3 separate regions of the Homo sapiens genome follow, and all the other regions are linked to region 2. Evidence: chromatin loops called from intact Hi-C (ENCODE). Cell type or tissue: gastrocnemius medialis. All regions are shown on one strand. Links, peaks and the distances in the headings refer to the core of each region. The heading gives the core; the rest is flanking DNA. Region 1 overlaps LOC107984711 (a long non-coding RNA gene). Region 2 overlaps DPF3 (double PHD fingers 3). Region 3 overlaps RGS6 (regulator of G protein signaling 6).

Region 1 (6,242 bases), core at 804-5,803, 190 kb before region 2:
AGAGCAGCCCTGAGGGCTGCTGGTTGCCCATTTTTATGGTTATTTCTTGATGATATGCTAAACAAGGGGTTGATTATTCATGCCTCCCCTTTTTAGACCATATAGGGTAACTTCCTGACGTTGCCGTGGCATTTGTACACTGTCATGGCGCTGGTGGGAGTGTAGCAGTGAGGACGACCAGAGGTCACTCTTATCACCATTTTGGTTTTGGCCGACTCCTTTACTGCAGCCTGTTTTATCAGCAAGTTCTTTATGACCTGTATTTTATGCTGACTTCCTATCTCATCCTGTGACTTAGAATACCTTAGCTTACTGAGAATGCAGCCCAGTAGGTTTCAGCCTCATTTTACCCAGCTCCTATTTAATATGGAGTTGCTCTGGTTCACACGCCTCTGACAGCAGGATTTCAAGACCAGCCTGGGCAAGACAGCGAGACCCTGACTCTCTTGGGAGACCAGGTCCTGCTCTAGTGGCTGGTCTGCATGCAAAAGCGCCCCCAGGCTTGGCCCAGCCCCTTGGGATTCACCCCGCTTTTAGAAATGTAGAGTAAGTTCCAGAGTGCTTGGACATCCTTTCCTAAAGGGCTTTGTGTGGGGGACAGATTTGCACCCCTTTTCCAGCAGCACCATGTGCTCTTGATGCATTTAAGGCATCTGCTCTCCATTTATTCTCCTGATCCCAGAAAGAAGATTGGGAATAATTATTTGAGTTTTCAGTCTGTGCTCTGGGTACCTCTTTGCAGAGTGTCTGAGGCATAAATCTGTCTGTGACTTCCGGGACAAATGAATAGTCATTTGAAACATCAGCCATGGGTAGGTGTGGCCTCTGGGGCTTTTCCACAAGGCAGGGCAGGGCTAATCTGTAAAATAACATTTGAGGCCATTCTGCTGGATGTTCAAGTTCAGGTACTTGACCATTCAGGGGACATAGATATAGGCTACAGGTACAACATGGCATTCACAAAGGAAGAAGCAGAAGGTGTTGTAGGTTTCATGAGCAAAGAAAGTAGTGTGGGTTGCAGTTTTGTTACAGGTGTAAGCAACAAAAAGAAAAAAAGATGAAAAAATAAAAGAAACAAAATGAAAGTGGCATGGTGCATGTCTTATATTTGCACAGGGGTTGCACAGGGAATGTCTCTCCAAGTTCTTGCAGCAGGGAGAAGGCAGGTTCCAAAGCATTGCTGGCTACCCCAGCAATCGGGGCACTATGAGCAAACTGGATCAGTGCATACTAAGGCTGTTTTTTTTTTTTTTTTAATTTTTTTCTTCTCATGCCTTGCATTCCTTCTGGGCAAAACTGGAATAGTTCGGGAATTCTTGCTTCATGTGCTGTTGAGTCTACTGAATCTAAGTTTCTGGCAACAAACGAACTAGATGGGCAAACAATTTGAGGTAAGTGTGTGAGGTTAATTTTTTCTTCTGCTCTCAATGAATAACAGATCTGATGCAAAAACAGCTCTGGCTATGGAAGTGGGCATCTTTTTCCCCCCATCTGACTCAGCATAGGTGAGAAATAACTTGAACATGTTTTACTGCTCTAATGGTATGCAGGATCACAGGTCATCTTTTCTTAGAGGAAAGTCTCTGCTCCCCTTGAATTTGCAGATGGACTCACCAAAGCTCAGCAAGGAAAAGAGGAATTATAAAGAGGACTTAATTAATTCATTATTTTTTTTTGAGACACAGTCTCACTCTGTCATCCAAGCTGGAGTGCAGTGGTGCAATCTCCACTCACTGCAACCTCTGCCTTCCAGGTTCAAGCCATTCTCCCACCTCAGTCTCCTGAGTAGCTGGGACTACGGGCATGTGCCACCACACCCGGCTAATTTTTGTATTTTTAGTATAGACAGGGTTTCGCCATGTTGGCCAGGATGGTCTCGAACTCCTGACCTCAGGTGATGCGCCTGCCTTGGCCTCCCAAAGTGCCAAGATTACAGACGTGAGCCATTGCACCTGGCCAAGAGGATTTACTTTTGTTACAACATGTATATTTTGGTTGATCCAGTGGAGTAATTTCTTTAATTTCAGCTAAGTGATCTAGCCATGGTTCTTACTCAACTATATCACTCAGAAAGTATCCTAAGATCTGGCTGGGCATGGTGGCTCACACCTGTAATCCCAGCAGTTTGGGAGGCTGAGGCGGGCGGATCACATGAGGCCAGGAGTTGGAGAGCAGTCTGGGCAAATGGCGAAACCCTGTCTCTACTAAAAATACAAAAATTAGACAGGCGTGATGGCCCCCCTCTAGTCCCAGCTACTCGGAAGCCTGAGATAGGAGAAACACTTGAACCCGGGAGGCGGAGGTTGCAGTGAGCTGAGATCGCACCACTGCACTCCAGCCTGGGTGACTGAGTGAGATTCTGTCTCAAAAAAAAAAAAAAAAAAAAAAGTATCCTAAGATCTGAGCAGTCAAGTTTTTCATTGCTGCATCGGTTTGACAGGTGGTGTATTCTTTACATGTCAATATCCTGATGGGGCATTAATGCAGGACTGTCTGTCATGGACCTAATTGTCATTCACTTTCAACAAACATCTCATGAATACTTACTATGTTCCAGAACTTCTTGACAGAAGAACTCGTTTGTGTCATAGTGGTGCTCCTTCAACCTTTTCCTGCCTTCCAGGTACCCATGTAAATATTGCTGTTTGGCAGTTCCTTCTAGAGCTGGAACCCAACAGGATTTCCCAACTTTATGACTTTCAAAGGGTGGCATCCCTGCTCACTGACACTAGAGGGCGCCCAATTGCCAGTAACAAATTTGGGCACTGGGATTTAGGGCACTGTTTGAAAACTTGTTTTACTCTTCAGCAAAAAACAGTTGCACAACTTCATCCTCCTCCCAATGGGGCATCAAAGAAGGAGACACTCTAATGTGGACTAGACGTTGGTTTGTTTCCATTAAGGCTTGCTTTCCTAAAACCCAGGCTTTTGGACTATCCCTGAGAACAGTGAGTAACTTGTTAGTAATTGCATATCCTGGTTGTTGCATTTAATCCCATCCTGCTGTCATCCACCACATCCCTATCTAATTCCAGAATATCTCAGCATGAAGCTCTCGAAAGGACTGGCTCCTTTCTAAACCTCAAAAGGCTTACAGACAGACCAGTCCGGTTCTCATTTTGCTCTCTGTTTTGTCTAATGCCCCTTTTCCTTGAACACAGGCAAGCCTTATCTCCCATTTTGGTCCAGGACTATCTGGCTACAATGAATTTGTTTGGTCTCATTCTGTTAACTCAGACTCCCTCTAACTCCACCATTCCTTGTCATCTGTTCTTTCCCTTCTTTGTTCCTGTTCAGCATCAACGAGTTCTCAATTTTGCATTTTCTATCTGGGAAGAAGGGAGAAGTATTTCTCAAGTGTTGACTGTGTGTCAGTTACTCTTCTTTATGTCACTTACAGTATCACATGCAGAAGCTGGTATGAATAGCCCCATTTTACAGATGAGTACACTGAGGTTCATGGTCAAGTCACCTGCCAGAGGTTGTGTACCTTGGAAGTAGTCAAGCTGGGATTCAGTTCTAGGGTTTTTGGATTTCTCTTTCTCCACTACCACCCTCCTTCCTTAGACTTTTATACTATTTGATATTGTCATCAGTGCTTCCAGTCATATTCCTTGTTTTTGTTCCTTGGTTTTGTCACATGAAAGTTTATCCAAAATTCATAATTCATGATCAAAACTAGCTAAAGACATTATAAAACTGAAAAAGGACCTCAATTCAGATGGAATTGTCCCTCCTACCCGCACTATATCTCAGAACTTAAAAGAAACCCAAATTTGAGGTAGGAGTAGCTTTGGTCATTAAGTAAAACAGGTTCTCAGTTCAGCCCGCATTGTGAGACTTCATTTGAGGAGTCACTCCAGAGTAGCTAATATACAAGATTTTTTTTTTTTTTTCTGTCTTGCTTTGTAGCTCAGGCTGGAGTACAGTGGTGTAATCATGGCTCACTGCAGCCTTGACCTCTGGACTTAGGCAATCCTCCCACCTCAGCCTTCAGGCTTCATATAAATATAGAAGCACCAAATTGAAAATTGAATCTCTTCTAATAGTCTCCATTTTCTACCTGTTTAACACAGTTCTAAAGGAGAAAATAGCCACAGAAATTTCTGGTATTTATTATGAGTAGAGAATTTTTAAAAATAGCTTAATTGAGATATAATTCATATACCATAAAATTTACCCACTTATAGTGTACAAAGCTGGGCATTATAGTGTACAAAGCTGGTTCCATGGCTTCTATCCATCTCTCCTGCTGTGGTCACTTGAGGTGGGAGGATCCTTTAGCCCAGGAGTCCAGCCTGGGCAACATAGTGAGATACTGTCTCTAAAAACAAACAAACAAACAAAGTACACAGTTCAATAGTGTTTAGTATATCCAGAGATATGTGCAGCCATCACCACAGTCAATTTGAGAACATTTTCATCACCTCGAGAAGAAACCCCATATCGTTCAGCTGTCCCCCTCCTATTCCCACACACTTGCCGTCTCCAGCCCTGAGTAACCACTAATCTCCTTCCTGGCCCTGTGGATTTCCATATTCTGGAATTTCATGAGAATTGAATCATAGAGTGTGCAGTCTTTTGTGACTGGCTTCTTTCACTTAGCACTATGTTTTCATGATTCATCCATGTTGTATTGTAGCATGTAACAGTACTTTTATTTTTTTTTACGGCGAAATAATGTTCTCTTGTATGGATACACCACCTTTGGCTTATCTATTTGTCTGCTGATGGACATTTGGGTTGCTTCCACCTTTTGGATATTGTGAATAATGCTGCCATAAACATTCATGTCCTGTTTCTTTGTGGACATATGTTTTCATTTCTCTTGGAGATATACCTAGGAGTGGAATAGCTGGGTCACATGGTAACTCTATGTTTAGTCATTTGTGGAACTGCTGGACTGCTTCCCAAAACAGCTGGACCATTTTACAATTACACCATCAGCATATTAGGGTTCTGATTTCTCCATTTCTCTGTTCTTAATAACAATTGTTATTTTTGACTTTTTGATTTTAGCCACCTAGTAGGTATGGAGTAGATTTTTTTTTTTTTTGTAAATAGAGAGAGAGTCTCACTATGTTGCTCAGGCTGGTTTTGAACTCCTGGCCTCAAGCCATCCTCCCTGTCTTGGTCTCCCAAACCGTTGGGATTATAGGTGTGAGCCACCTGGCTGGGCCTAGCTTTTTTTTTTTTTTTTTTTTTTTTTTAATGGGGAGGGATTTATATCACTAGATTTAGTAATTTGTGCTTTTACTTATTCTTGCAACTACCAATTATTAACCATCTGCTAGGCCTTGGGCCAGACTCTGGAGATTTAAGGTGTCCTATCTGGCCTCTACACCTTGTGGGATAGGAAAACAGAAAATGAGATGTACTAAAATACAAGTATTTTAATAGAGCTATTCATAAAACTGTGCAAAAACCCAAAGCAGCAAGTGCCTAACTTGAGATATATTTAATCCAAATAAGTGTTAGATTTAAGCTACTGAATGGCTACGATTAAAATGTTTACCATCAGCTTTATCAAAAGCCTTTCTAGAAACATGGTGGCTTTCAGAGTCGCTGTTAATGAGCCCACTTGTGTCTAGAAAATAGCCCTCACTTTCAGAATTGTCATTGAGTTACAACTATTACAATATGGTGACAATACAAATATGTGTCTGTTGTACATGGACACAATAAGTCGTGTTATCCTTTGATTGGTGAGAACAAAGAGCATCTGATGACTTTGGGATTCCAGGTACAGAAAATAAATTTCCTTTGCTGCTTAGGTCTTTAATAGTCCCATTTTATTGGATTTTTCGCCTTTCCCCTTACCAGAACCAATTACTTCCATTTTTTCCCTTCTCTCAGCAGTCCCACCTCGCTGATTTTCCCTGCTCCATTTCCTCTATCTTTATTTACTTCGGGGTTCTCTGGGCTGTGCCTCTGTCCCAGAACCCATTGCTGCATTGGAGAAGTTGTCCTCAGCCTGGCTGCCCTGTTGGCTTAGATGCATTTAAAATGCACAGGGCCCTCTGTGGGCTTTAGGAACATTTGCTCACCTTCTTCTCTTTTCCTCTGGAGTAGCATAAACATGGAGTTGAGGTCCTTTTGCAACTATACAGGCCAGAGTTCATTGCCCGAGGCTGTCTGAGAACAGAAAACACCTGCTTTATTTCAGCAGGCCTCTGTCTCCCTCTTTGCCAGAGTGGGGGACATTTTAGGTTCCGTGGCTTCCATCCATCTCTCCTGCTGCG
Region 2 (6,242 bases), core at 498-5,497:
AAAGGACACTCAGGGATCCCCCAGGATTCCTGGGCCACACTGTTTGAGAACAACTGGTATAGAAGATCTAGCTCTCTGCTTGGGACCGAGTCTGTCCTAGTCAAGGGTCTTTCAGCTTCAATAAAAATGGGAAGGATTTGAAAAGCTGCCAGGCCACTGCCCCAAATTTGAGCAACCTTTGAAGATCCAAACCACAGGAAGAGCAGGAACATGGCAGGGACTTAGCATTGGGAAACAGGAACCCAGGTGGTTTCTGGCCTCTACTTCTCCCTCCTTCATTCTTCCTGCTTCCATGTGTACATGGCCCCATAAGGCTCCTGAATGTATGGGCCCTCAGTTCAAGTGGCCTATACTAGCTAGGGTCACTGTTTTCTAATTCCAAACCCCTTGGAGGTAGGATCTGATTGGCCCAGCTTGAATCAGGTGACTACTCCCGAGCCAGCCAATCAACTGTGGCCAGTGGGACAGGGCCATGTGGTACACTCATGGCTGCCATGGCCCAGCAGTGTGGGAATACTGGTAGAGAGGAATGAAGTAGGGTGGGCAGTTCTTGGGGAAGAAGGATTGGCTTCCTTTGGCTGGTCACCTTCAAAGCTTTCTATAACAGAGCCTGGAGACCTAGGTCCTGCTCCTTCTGCTGGCCCTGGGACTGTGGACAGGTGAGAACCTGCTTCATCAAGGGCCAGCTAGGAATCATAACACTGCTTGGTCTAACTCATAGGGTTATTGTAGGAATTAACTGAGTTACTATATGCAAAAGAGCTTTGCACGCTATGTGCTAAGTGTTAGGGGGTCATAATAAAGTATAGAATGCCATTTTTGCCCTCAAGGACCTTCGAATCAAACTGGGAAGAAGATGCTAATACCCATGATACCATTAGAAACAGCAGGCACCTGACTGTGCACTAACCAAAGGCAACAGGAGTTCAGAGGAGAGAGATCAGCCTAGGCAAGGAGGGGGGAAATGATGTGTTGAGTGCTTCCTGTGGACTTAGTGCTGTCCCCTGTGGTTTCACACACTCTCAGCTCAAACTCTCTCAACAGCTCTGCTATATAGGTGTTGGTGTGCTCATTTTACAGTTGAGAAAACTAAAAGTTAGAGAAGTAACTTGCCCAAGACACATAGCTGGTGTTTCAACCTGTGTCTATCTGACTTTAAGCGGATGCTCTTTTCACTCCTTAGTGTGGCAAGAGGAAGATTCTTGGAGGAGTGGAGGTTAGCAAGGGCAAAGCCTGGATCAGATGTGCATGGGCAGAGGAGAGCACAATCATGGGGTGAACCCGAGGGGATCAGCACTAGGTTGCCACTGGCTGTGTAAGTGGGTTGTAGATGGCAATGAATGAATGAACGTGTGAATGCGTGAACCTATGACCATGGGCTCCTGTCTTTCATCCCTTTGTCTAATGGTCTGAAAGTCCCTTGGGATGGACTAGGGGGGCAGTGTGGAGGTAGATCCCCCGTTAGGGTGGACTAGGGGGGCAATGTGGAGGTAGATCCCCCTTAGTGGGTTCTTTGAACAGCTCAGGGGTCAGTCGATGAGCTCCTGGATTAGGGTGTGCAATGGAAAGGAAATGCAAAGCCTAGATGGCCTTTGGAGGAAGAAGCAATAACATTTGGATACAGAGAATGAAGGAGAAGAACCAGAGATGACTGACTCGCTGCCTGCCTGATTGATTCATCCATTTGGCGAATGTTTATTAAGTGCTTCTTATGTGGCTGGCCCTGTGCCAGGTTCTGAGACTAGTGGGGGCCAAAATAAACATGGTCTCCACCATGTTTGTCTCTCCATGTAGGGGAGACAAAATCAACTTGTAAACCAACACAGGTATAATCTAATGCCAGACAGCGCTCAGTGCCATGATGAAATGGGAGGGGAAAGAAAACAATGGAGAGGGTGTGAGTGGATGTAAGTTGGTCAGGGAGGGCTTCTCTGAGGAGGTGACATTTGAGAAGGCCAAGTAGGATTCTGAGTTTCCAAACCTGAGATCTTCTAAGAGACCCTAAGAGTGCTGCTGCCTCAGGAAGAGTCCCTTGCATGTCCCCTGAAGTGCCCTATAGACACGATCCCCATTTTGCAATTGAGGAAACTGAGGCAAAGCGAGTGTGGCACAGAGTCACTCTGCTGGTCAGCCCTGCTGTAGGAGATGAAAACCTGGCTCCCACAGCACCCTCCCTTTCCTGCTGGCAGCTCCCCCAGAAGCCCTCGTACATCCAGTTCTGCTCGACTCCTCCCCTTCCCCATGGAGGTATTTTTAGTCTCCCAGAGCCCCTTCCCCAGTCTGCTGTTGCCTCGTCATTCTGCTTGACTTGCTTTCACCTGCTCAGAGGCGGCTGTGACAGGGCTGCAGGCTACATGTCAAGCTGTCCCTGGCTTCACAGAGGGGTGTGGAGGGGGAGGGCAGCTGAGGGTGACCACCCTCGGCAGTGCGGGCAGGCAGGAGGCCTGTCAGTGCCCGGGGTGACTGCCAGCACCTACAGATCCTTCTTGGGGTCAACTCTGAGTAATGAGGGCGAGGGGAGGAGGGCTGCTGGCTGTCAGCGCTGCAGGGGTGGGGTGGGGAGGGAGACTGGTGGGAGGGAGGGAGGAAGTGGAATTTGTTTTGGAGAGAGACAAGCTGAGGAGGTGGCAGAGGTGGTAGCTTGGCAGGTGGTGTTGATTGGGAAGTGGGTGTGTTTTCTGAGTGGGTGTGTTGCAGGCCTAGGGTACAGGCCTTTCCACTGTGAAGTCCCCGGTGAGTGTGTACATGGAGTGTGTGTGTGCACAGAGTGTGAGTGTGTGTGTGAGAGTATCCAAGGCCTTTCCACCATCAAGTCCCCATGGCCACTTTTCCAAGCCAGGCCCCAGGGGCTGCCCCATTTCCCCTGCACCCCAGGCTGCTGCCAGGTCTTATTCCTCACCTGCTGCCCCTTCCTCTCTGTCCCCAAAGACCCCGACAGGCCCTTTCCTTGGTTGGGAGTTGACTGCTACTCATTACCAAAGAATGACCTGGAGAGGCGAGGGTGCTATACACGTGACCAGTGTGGGACTTACAAAGGTTTAAAAATAAACCTCGCTGTGTTCTTGTCACCACCGCCCTGGGGCTGCAGAGCTGCCAGCAACCTCTCTGACTGGGCTCTTTGATTCTTGAAGGTAGAGCTCATTCCACCGCCACCCTGGGAGATTCACACAGGGTGGTGGTATCAGAAGTCCAGCCCAGGAGACCATGGGGGTCAAGGTCTTCGTCACTGGCTGAAGGCCCAAGGCAGACCACACAGGGAGGCCTTAGCCAAAGCCCACCCCTACTGAGTAGGCCAAGCATGGGCTGGTGGCGGGAGCTCCCCTGTAGCTACACTCGTGCACTGGGCCTGGATGTCAGGACTGTCTGGCTCTTGCGACACTGCGGGGATGGACACAGAAGCCTAGCCTTGCCCCCGTCAGGCCTTGCTCCTGATACGTGCATCAGCTGGTCTGCTGAGGGGCCTGGGGTTGTCAACCTCAGCTGTGTCAGTGAAGCTAGGAGGCTAAGGAGCAGGAGGAAGCGGCCTCAGTGGCACGGTAGTGTGTGGGAATTTGGTAGAGGAGGGCTTTTCAGTACAGCTGCCCTGAGTAGCCGAACGACCTTGGGCAAGCTACTTAACCTCTCTATGGCTTCAGTCCTTTGGTTTGTAAAATGGGGACCCTAGTAGAAACCACCTCTTGGAGTTGTGAACATTTAATGAGGTGATACAGGTGAGCAACTGAGTGATTTGGGGGCATGTCTCCTGACCTCTCTGGGCCTCAGTTTCCTCCCCTGTAAGATGGGACTGGTGTTGGCACAAAAGTTGGGATGAAGACGGTGTAAGGAGCTCGCAGAGCGCATGCTCCGGAGCTGTAGTGATGACCATGGTAACAAGCATCCTGTACCCCAATGTCTCCCCAGGCTCGCGGCTCTGCAGGGGGCAGGAGGAGGCACGACGCCGCCTCTCAGGAAGACCACGACAAACCTTACGTCTGTGACAGTAAGTATGGGCCGGTCCCACCTTCCTTCCTCCCTGTGCGCCTGCCCCCAGGGCCCCTCTTCCCTGTGCTTCCTTGGCCATCCGCCTGCCAACCTCAGTGTGTGCTCTCCTCTTCCTCTGTCTGCACCCCAGCTTACTCGCCTGCCGCCTCCACCGCAGTCACCACTTCCTTGGGCCTCTGCTGCCCCAGGGGGTTTCTGCAGAGGGGAAGCCAGCTGGGGTGGCCCCCACCCTCAGTTCTGCACCCCCACCTCCTGCCATGCCTCCTGTGTGGCTCTCCTCCGGCTCTCTCTCTCACGCGCTCTGTCTCCTTTAAGATTCATCCTCTATTTCTTTCTGTATTTCAGAGAGTTACAAACAAAAGCATAACTCAAAACCCTCCGACAAAGGTACTTGGCTCGCCATGGCTTTTCATTTGTTTCCCTTTAATTTCCTTTCCCTCTTCCTCTCCTGTCCTAGGTAGGGCAAGTTATGAATCTTTCTATGACGATGACTTACTTTAATAAATGGCCCTCAATCTATCTCCAGCCTTTCTTGCTTGCTTCAGAAACATCTTTTGGACAAGCGACTGCCTGGCTGGCTCCTGAGTTTAGGGCGTGCAGACAGAGCTAGGGAGCCCACGGGAGGGGAGTCGCAGGGAGCCAGGGCAGTGGGTGGACCTCGGGAAACCTGCAGCTTGATGAGGGAGGTGGTCAGCTCCAGACAGCAGAGCACTGGGAGGCAGATTGAAAACCTGTGCCCTAGTCATCTTCTCACTGTACCGGGTACCATTTGCTCATTCTATGGGAGGGCAGCCCTCACCACCACACTCCTAATGATCTTCACTTGCCGTCTTCTCCTCTCTGAGGATGCAGAGCTTCGCCATAGGAGGGAAGAGGCTGCAGCGAGGATGGCAGTGAAACAGTCGAGGCTGGACCCTGGCACGGGTCTCCCTCTGGGTGTCCCACCCATCTCGCCAGGGTCTGCAGTCTCCCTGAAGGCAGGGAGAGAGCTGGCAAGGCGGGGTAGGGGTGGGGCCCAGGGAGCACCCTGGGGGTGGTGTCTTTTGTCTCCCCCTTCACTGGCCTCTTTTGATTTCAAAAAGTTGTTCTGTGTCCAATGGGGTGACAGCTGGTTGGAGAACATTTTGCTAGAAGAACTCAAACTCCATGACTCCCATTTGGCTGCTTAATACTCCATGCAGATGCCATTCCTGAGATGACTCCTGCAGGTAACGTCTCCACCCCAAAGCAGTTCTAGTCCAGGATGAGGAAGGAGCAGGGCATGGGGTCTGATGCCTTTTGGCAGCACCAGGAGGTGCCTGCCTTGGCCTGGGTCTTGCTTCCTACATGGCGTTCAGTTTCACTCTGATACATAGAAGCCCCAGCATGCTGACCCTTGAGAGACTGGCTGTAAGCCATGGGCTGGGAAGGGCCCTCAGACCGTCTTGGGCTTTCTAGCTGTGTTTGGCTTGACCAGCACATCTATCAAGAATGCCAACAACTGCTTTGGAACTGGGGCATTGCTACTATATTCTTCGTTTATTCATTTTTATTTATTTAATTTTTTAAGAGACGCTCTTGCGTTGTCACCCAGGCTGGAGTACAGTGGTGCAATCATAGGATTATAGCTCACTACAGCCTTGACCTCCTGGACTCAAGCCATCCTCCTGCCTCAGCATACGCAGTAGCTAGGACTACAGGCCCATGCCACTATGCTTGGCTAAGTTTTTAAAATTTTCTGTAGAGATGGGGTCTTGCCCAGGCTGGTCTTGAACTCCTGGTTTCAAGTGATCCTCCTGCCTCAGCCTCCCAAAGTGCTGGGATTACAGGTGTGAGCCACTGCACCCAGCCATTTGTTCCTCTTTTAAAATGCTTTATCTTCGTATGTAATTGTCTGCTACTATAGACCGTGGGATCCCTTTTTGCTCTATCTCTGCAGCTTTCATTGGATTCCCAGCCCATCATAATCCCATGGACTCCCAGACACACACACCTGTGTGCCCTTTTCTCTGACTTCATCCCCTCCCAGTTCCTCTCCTCCCACCTTTGCCTCTGACTTCTGCCTCCTTGTGGATCATCTCCATGAAGTGCTGTTTGTGGGCATCCCTCTCTTACTGGGCACCCCTCTTTCTGCAAAGTGCTTGCATCACACACTGTCTCCTGAGTCCCCATGGCTTTGTTTCGGGACTCTCAGTGACGTTTGCTTCTCTCGATGCCCTCCCCGCAGGCTCTCTCCCACCTTCTGTGTGCCCTGTAGTGCCTGGGAGGCCTGACGGCAGGCT
Region 3 (6,242 bases), core at 412-5,411, 150 kb after region 2:
AGAGGCCGCTGCCCACACAGGCAAACAAAGCCTACAGCCTCGAGGTTGGCGGGAAGGGCAGCTCTCAGGGGCCAGGCTGCCAGGGAAGTTGTCCGTCTGGCAGGGATTTGCAAACATACCCTCCCTTCACCGCCTTTCAATGCCTATCTCAGACATGGCTCCAGCTAACACCAGCACCCATTTCGTGAACATTTACCATGTGTCAGGCCCAGGCTAAGCCCTCTAGATTAATTCACAGCCACCCGAAGATTTTGAAATTCTCATTCTTGTTTCACAAATGAGGACACTAAGGCTCAGAATGAGGGTGGCTCTGGGGCTCTGCACTCAGGGGCTGTTACTTCGTTTTGTCTGCTGAAATAAGCCAGACCTGGCCAGGAGACACCTCAGGGCTCTGAGGAGGAGAACCGAGCCCACACTTCAAGCGAGGAAGAGCGTACCAGAGAGCTCTGTGACAGATGGAGCTCACGTGGCTACACCCGACACCCCAGGCCCCTTTAAAATAAGCCAGATTCCACAGCCTCTTTTTGGCCAGGGGGCCCTGCTCCTCTGTGTATGGGGTCTGGGGCAGATCCAGTAACCCCCATTGTGGGCGCTGAAGGGCTGTGTACAGGGAACGGGCCCAGCTGCAGGTGTCGGAAGTCCCACGACGGGGGTCAGGGGTTCATATGGGTGTTTCTGTGAAGGAAGGGTGGCGGAGGGAGAGCCTGCTGGGCAGAGCTCTGTGGGCCCAGGAGGGGATATGCCTCTCAGAGAACTACTTGGGTTTGGAGGTTGCCACATCCCAGGAAAAGTTCTAGGATCAGAGACACTCATCAGAGGCCCTGGTGGTTCCTCAGAGGCTGGGATCAATGAACAATTGGAGGCTGGCAGCAAAGGAGAGGACAGCTTCATGCCTGTTATGCCACAGGTCCCCAGAAGGGTGTAGGGAGAGAGGCAGCTGTCAGGATGGCTCTCATTCTTGGACCGGCACAGCTTTTTGTGTTATAACTGGTAGCCTCAAATCTCCATCTTGATTCTGGACCTGAAAGCAGAGCCCTGCTCGTGGCGGTCAGGGTAGAGTGCATGCACAGCAACAGCCCGATAAGCAAAGATTCTGGAACTAAGCCAGATGGTCCAGCTGAGAAGGCAGGCGCAGCTTGGGTTCCCTGGAGGTGGTGGCCATGGTCAAAGAGGACAGGCTCTTTTGGGGATGGACCAGGACGTGAGGTGGGACATGTTATGGACCTGAGGCAGATGTGACTTGATCTTAACTCTGTGGGGCAGAAAATCCTGCACAAGGGGGTGGCCCAGGGATTGAAAGATGAGTTGGTTCCCTTCTAGCTGTGACTGGAGTCCCATTTTCATGCCTCTGAAATCATTTCTACCTTTAGGAGCAAAATTTCTGCCACTGAAGTATGCAGCTAGGTGTTGGCTTTCTCATTAATAGAGGGATTGCAGTACACTAGCACTGCCTTTTTACCTTGCGCTCATCCTCCTCTTGTCAGCCTGACGCTCAGGCTCTCAGAGTCCAGCTGCTTTGGCGTTAGTGGGAAGTGCAACTGTCTGTCGCTCAGGAAACCGAGACTCTGTGTAAGAAGCACCGTCTGTATGCAGCAGACTTTGACCCTGGGATCTTATTCAAGAGGGTGTCAGAGCAGCCACAGGGTTTTGCACCTGAGTACAGACAATGGGGTCTGGAGAACCCCCCAGCCAAGGAGACCCTGGCAGAGTCAGGGACTTCAGCCTTATGGTGACACCACTGTCTCTACCTACCAGGATGAGTCCAATGCCCCAGAGATCTGGTTTTTCTGTGCTGCCTGGCAGCCTGGTTGGGAGTGAGAAGGAAACAGGTGTGTGTGTGTGTGTGTGTGTGTGTGTGTGTGTGTGTGTGTGTGTGTGTGTGATAATGGGGAAGGGTGGAGTGTGGGGAGGGGTGGTCGATTTTTCTAGAGGTACATCCTGCCCAACGAACCCCCAAACCAAGGAGCCACACAGAGTTAGCTGGATTGAAGTGGGTTCAAGTCATTTATTTTTAGACTGTACCAGCATGTTTGGTTCTGGGGTCCAATCCCCAAATTCCAGAAAAATAAACTAAAGAGAACCACATGCACTAAGAGGAGGCCATTCCGATGAGTCCGTGATCATGCGGTGAGTGGGCTTAGAGTATAGAACAGGGACCCCTGGTATGGAGCAGGGCCTTCCCTCCCCAGACAGCTGACAGCAGCTGGCTCTGAGCCCTCATCGGGGCTGGGGAGAGGGCCAAGTCCTGGTCATTTGGACCCTGTCCCCGTATAGACCCGGGCCCTTTATTGCTACATTTGCTACTTTGCTACTTTATGGCCCCTGGGTCTAGCCCAGGGGATGCCTTATCACTGGGTGGTACTAATGAGTAGGTTGCTGGCATCTGCTGTTGCTATGGTTACACGAGCACAGGCCTCTCTTCAGAGGGTCCCATGGTGAGTTATTAGTGATTCGTCTGGCCACTATTCAACTTATCCCATGGTCTTTGCTACATATTCAACTTGGGCAGCTCCTTTTTGAGGCTGGTGGTGCATTATCTCCCCCCGAGCCCAGAGTTTCCCAGCTCCTGGACCTTGCAGCAACACCTCCCTCCAATACATTCTGCAGGGCCCAAAGGAAGAGAGCCCTTAATCCTTTCCCTCTTCTGGGAAGGCTTTCCTGGTGGTGGTTTTTGAAGCACATGTATATGGAGCAGAACAGGAGGGATGCATTTTAGGAAAAACATCACCTTCCACAATCACCAAGGGGGCCAGTTGGGTGGCAGGCTCCTGGTTCAGCGTCCTGTTGGTGAGGTAGTTTGAAATCCCAGGAATCCTGCCAGGGAAGAAGCCCCTGGAGCATGTCCCCATGTGTTCAGCTAGTCCAAGCTGCAACTCAGAGTCGCAAGAGGTCCCTCCCAGGATGCTGGCCCGGTACCTGACCACTTAGCGGTGGTGAGCCTGGAGCGCAGGCCCAGCTGACTGCACTGGCAGTTGGGCCCTGCTTTGTTCCTGGGGTATAGCAACACCTTCCCAGGAGAACAAAGCTGACGCATCACTTTCTAGAAGGGCAGGAGGCTCCTCCCCAGCCCAGAGAGTTCCTGCTGCTTAGTTCAGGCCATCTGGCTGCGGCTGGACGTTTATATGTGCCAGCCTACAAGCTTTCCTCTTCCCATGTAGGGAAAGGTTATTTTAGTCAGATGCCAGTGCCTGGTGCCTTGTGTGTCTAACCCGACGGGTGGGTGGTCACTTGCTGCAGCTGCCCTGATGCTGTGGTTGTGGGGCTGCCAAGATGTGGCTGGAGAGCACTTTTCCTCATAGGGAGGAGTCCTAGGCCCAGAGACCACACCCAGTCAGGGAGGCTAAGGCAGCTTCTAGGGGGAAGGGACGGGGTAGGGGAATTTGCTTTGCTACAGAATTGCCTGCAAACATCTAATCTAGTCTGAATTTTTGGCTGTGTAGACCAGGCCAATGGGGGACGGGCCAAGACCAGATTTTCCAAATGTACTTGCATGACCAAGTTCTGCGTGGTAGATGGACCTTGGATAGGCAGCCTCGTTCCACTCCCTTCTTGCAAAGCTTCTGGCTTGATCTACTGGGGAACATGAGTGCCTTAGCTGTGGGGTGGTGTGAGAGTATTATTGCTCTGGGTTTGAGTCCATCTGAAGTCTCCCTAGCTCCGTTGTGCTTACTGACCCTCCCCTCTGGATGTCCCCAGAGGTGCTTGTAAGCCTGCAGCCAGCTCCATCTCAGGGCCACAGTCCACCTGGCTCTGGTCAGATCCTCTGGGGATCTCCAGGGTGAGACCAGTCAGAAGGAGAAGGGGGCACAGAGGGAATGGCCAAGAAGCCAACCCTGCCCTGTCTGCAGCCTGGCTTAGAAAGCCCCTGCATCATGGGGAGGAGCAGGGGGCAGCCAGGCCCCTTGCCCTGGATAACTGAGGGCACTGAGGTGCCTGCTGCTTGGGAACACCCTTTGCCCTATGCCTAGGGGTCAGCACAGCCCGGGGATCCTTGGGCAAGGCTGGGGGCAAATGAACTTAGACTGTAATTTTGTTCTGAAACATGAGGTTTATACAAAGAGAAAGAGGATGAAAGGGGCCTGTCAAAAGACCCCATAACTTGGAATGGGGCTTTATGCCATTGATTTACTCATCAAGTGGTTAGTGCCTCCAAAGTACCAGCCTCTGTGCTGAGCATGTGCAGGTGTCCAGCAAGAATTGCTGCCTCTGAGACACTGAGGACTCAACATCTGTCATCTCTCTGGTTTCCACTGTACCTCCAAGAGAGGAACCATTGCCAGTGGGGGAAACTTGGGCATGGTAGTCAAGAACTCACAAGGATACAACATAACGAAGACTCCTAATGCCCGCGATGGCACTGCTGTGAGGGACAGAAGGCTGGTGCCCTGGGGACAGGGCTGTGTGGAAGCAGACATAGACAGGACTTGGAGGTGGTGGGGTGGAAAGATGGGTCACTGGGGAGCACCCAGGAGGCCGGGTCTGCAAATAAGCAAGCATCTGAGCCTTTGGTCACCAGCTGGCGAATTTGGCTGCATGAGAAAAGAAATACCAGCGATCGCTTTATTGCTTCTATGTTTTTTGTTTATATGCTCCCAAGAGAGATTTTTTTTTTTACCTATGACCAAAAATAGATCAAAGGAGGGTAGTCATAGCAAGTGGGGGAGTGAATGTCTGGATTCAAAACAGGTTACTTAATACAGCTCTGTCTGTGGGCTCATGGGTGTCACAATAACAATGACAATGATGATAGTATTAGCTACCGTTTGCTAAGCACCTACTGCGTATCAGGCACCTGACTCGGTGCTTTACATACATTACCTCACAGCCAGGTTGGCAAATGGTCATTTTGACACACACACACAGGGAATACAGGTGGATCTTTTGCAGGTTTTTGCATTTCCCCTAGGTGACCGGTTTAGAGGGGTGCTTTGGCTGGGCCTTCAGATAAAGACTGGGAGGAGAGCCCTGTGGCCTGGCCTGGTCCCTTCGTAGCATACTCTGCCCCAGCTTCACACACAAAGGAGACCTGACCCAGCAAGGGTCTCACTGTGCCTGTCAGGATGCCACCACGTGGGGGCTGCCAGCCCTGCAATCCAGCCACCTCCTGGGCTGGGGACCCTCCCAGCTCCCACCTGGGGCTGCCAGAGGGGAGAATCCCAATGGCCCCTGAGTTCATGGCCATGTTTATTTTGAGTAAAACATGAGGGAATAAACCAAGGAGCAAGGGGGCAAAGCCAGAATAAATTATGAAATAATTTTCTAAAAGATGGTCAGCAGAATCCCCGCAGCTGTGAAACAAAAAGCTCTGTCATCTACAACAGTGCTTCCTCGAACGCTGGACCCTTGAGACATGTGACGGGACCTGAGGGCAGCCACCGGGCTGGCGGGGACCTCTCCGAACGCTGATCTCAAAGAGGGTGGAAAGACCTTGAGGCGGGGCAATCCGTGAGGTTGCTTTCTTGCTGAAGATGTGATTTGGACATTTTACGTGAAAGCAGTGCCTGGTGCTGGCAGTGACACCCGGGTGGCCACAGAGACGTGAGGGATGACAGGCGGCGGTGGGGATGTAGTGGCTGTAACTATGGGAGGTGCCAGGGAGGTGATGCAAATGCTGGATGTGCTCTCGGTCCACTCATGCCTCTTGAATTTGCCAGAAGGTGTGACCGTCTCCAGACAGCGAGGGAGTGAGGATAATAATATAATCTCAAGTGATAGTCGTGACAGGAACCCCACGACGTGTTCTCCCCTGAATGAGCTGGGATCAGGGCCTCTTAGCGAGTGGAGTGTTGGAATACAACTGTACAAAGAAGAGAGGGCTGTAAACAGGAGCCTCCACCGGGCCCAGCCCAGGCTCTGTGGACTCTTTCTTTCTGGTCTCCCCATTCACCCACCGAGTCTCCCCACCATCGCCCTTCATTGCCCTCACTCTTTCTCCTTCACAGTGACCAAGTCTCCTCGTAAGGAAACTCTGTCCGCAGATGTGGAGCGCCGCCGCCTGCCTGTGGGGTCCGCGGGCCCAGGCCCTGGACCTGCGGTAGGAACGGTCAGGAGGACTGCATCAGGCCCGTGAGGCGCTTGCCCGCCAGCGACTTTCCCTGCAGAGAGACAGCGACAGAGAGGCACGCACAGGCGCACACACAGAGGGACAGAGACAGAGAGCCAGACAGGTGAATTAATTGTTGCATGAGCCATGTAGGCCAAACGACCAACCAACCCAACTGACCATCTTGATATTTGATCTC

The links. A loop is a pair of places that touch in the nucleus more often than their neighbours do. Peaks named below come from ENCODE experiments on the same cell type or tissue, not always from the same donor. Only the 100,000 strongest peaks of a DNase experiment are listed, where the experiment ranks them.
Region 1: a loop joins it to region 2, with 4 times the contacts of the local background. A loop is called at or near these places in 28 of 110 quality-filtered maps.
Region 3: a loop joins it to region 2, with 2.2 times the contacts of the local background. A loop is called at or near these places in 2 of 110 quality-filtered maps.

Annotation. Positions count from the first base shown.
Region 1 is chr14:72,901,622-72,907,863 of GRCh38, reverse strand. LOC107984711 (a long non-coding RNA gene) reads left to right here. Exons shown (of 3, transcript XR_001750998.1): 2 at 1,306-1,391. Among named protein-coding and RNA genes, the nearest start is that of DPF3, 11 kb to the right of the region's middle. In gastrocnemius medialis, for the core only: a CTCF peak has its summit at 2,726 (motif pointing right); a DNase peak (open chromatin) is centred at 2,743; H3K27ac peaks cover 2,835 bases.
Region 2 is chr14:72,712,160-72,718,401 of GRCh38, reverse strand. It overlaps DPF3 (double PHD fingers 3), which reads left to right. Exons shown (of 11, transcript NM_001280542.3): 6 at 3,901-3,979. Among named protein-coding and RNA genes, the nearest start is that of DPF3, 180 kb to the left of the region's middle. In gastrocnemius medialis, for the core only: no CTCF peak of the experiment used is centred there; DNase peaks (open chromatin) are centred at 2,303, 2,743, 3,031 and 3,401; H3K4me3 peaks cover 1,364 bases; H3K27ac peaks cover 5,000 bases.
Region 3 is chr14:72,562,270-72,568,511 of GRCh38, reverse strand. It overlaps RGS6 (regulator of G protein signaling 6), which reads right to left. Exons shown (of 18, transcript NM_001204424.2): 18 at 1,982-6,095. The coding sequence ends at 6,045. Among named protein-coding and RNA genes, the nearest start is that of MIR7843, 49 kb to the right of the region's middle. In gastrocnemius medialis, for the core only: no CTCF peak of the experiment used is centred there; DNase peaks (open chromatin) are centred at 3,041 and 4,791; H3K27ac peaks cover 3,220 bases.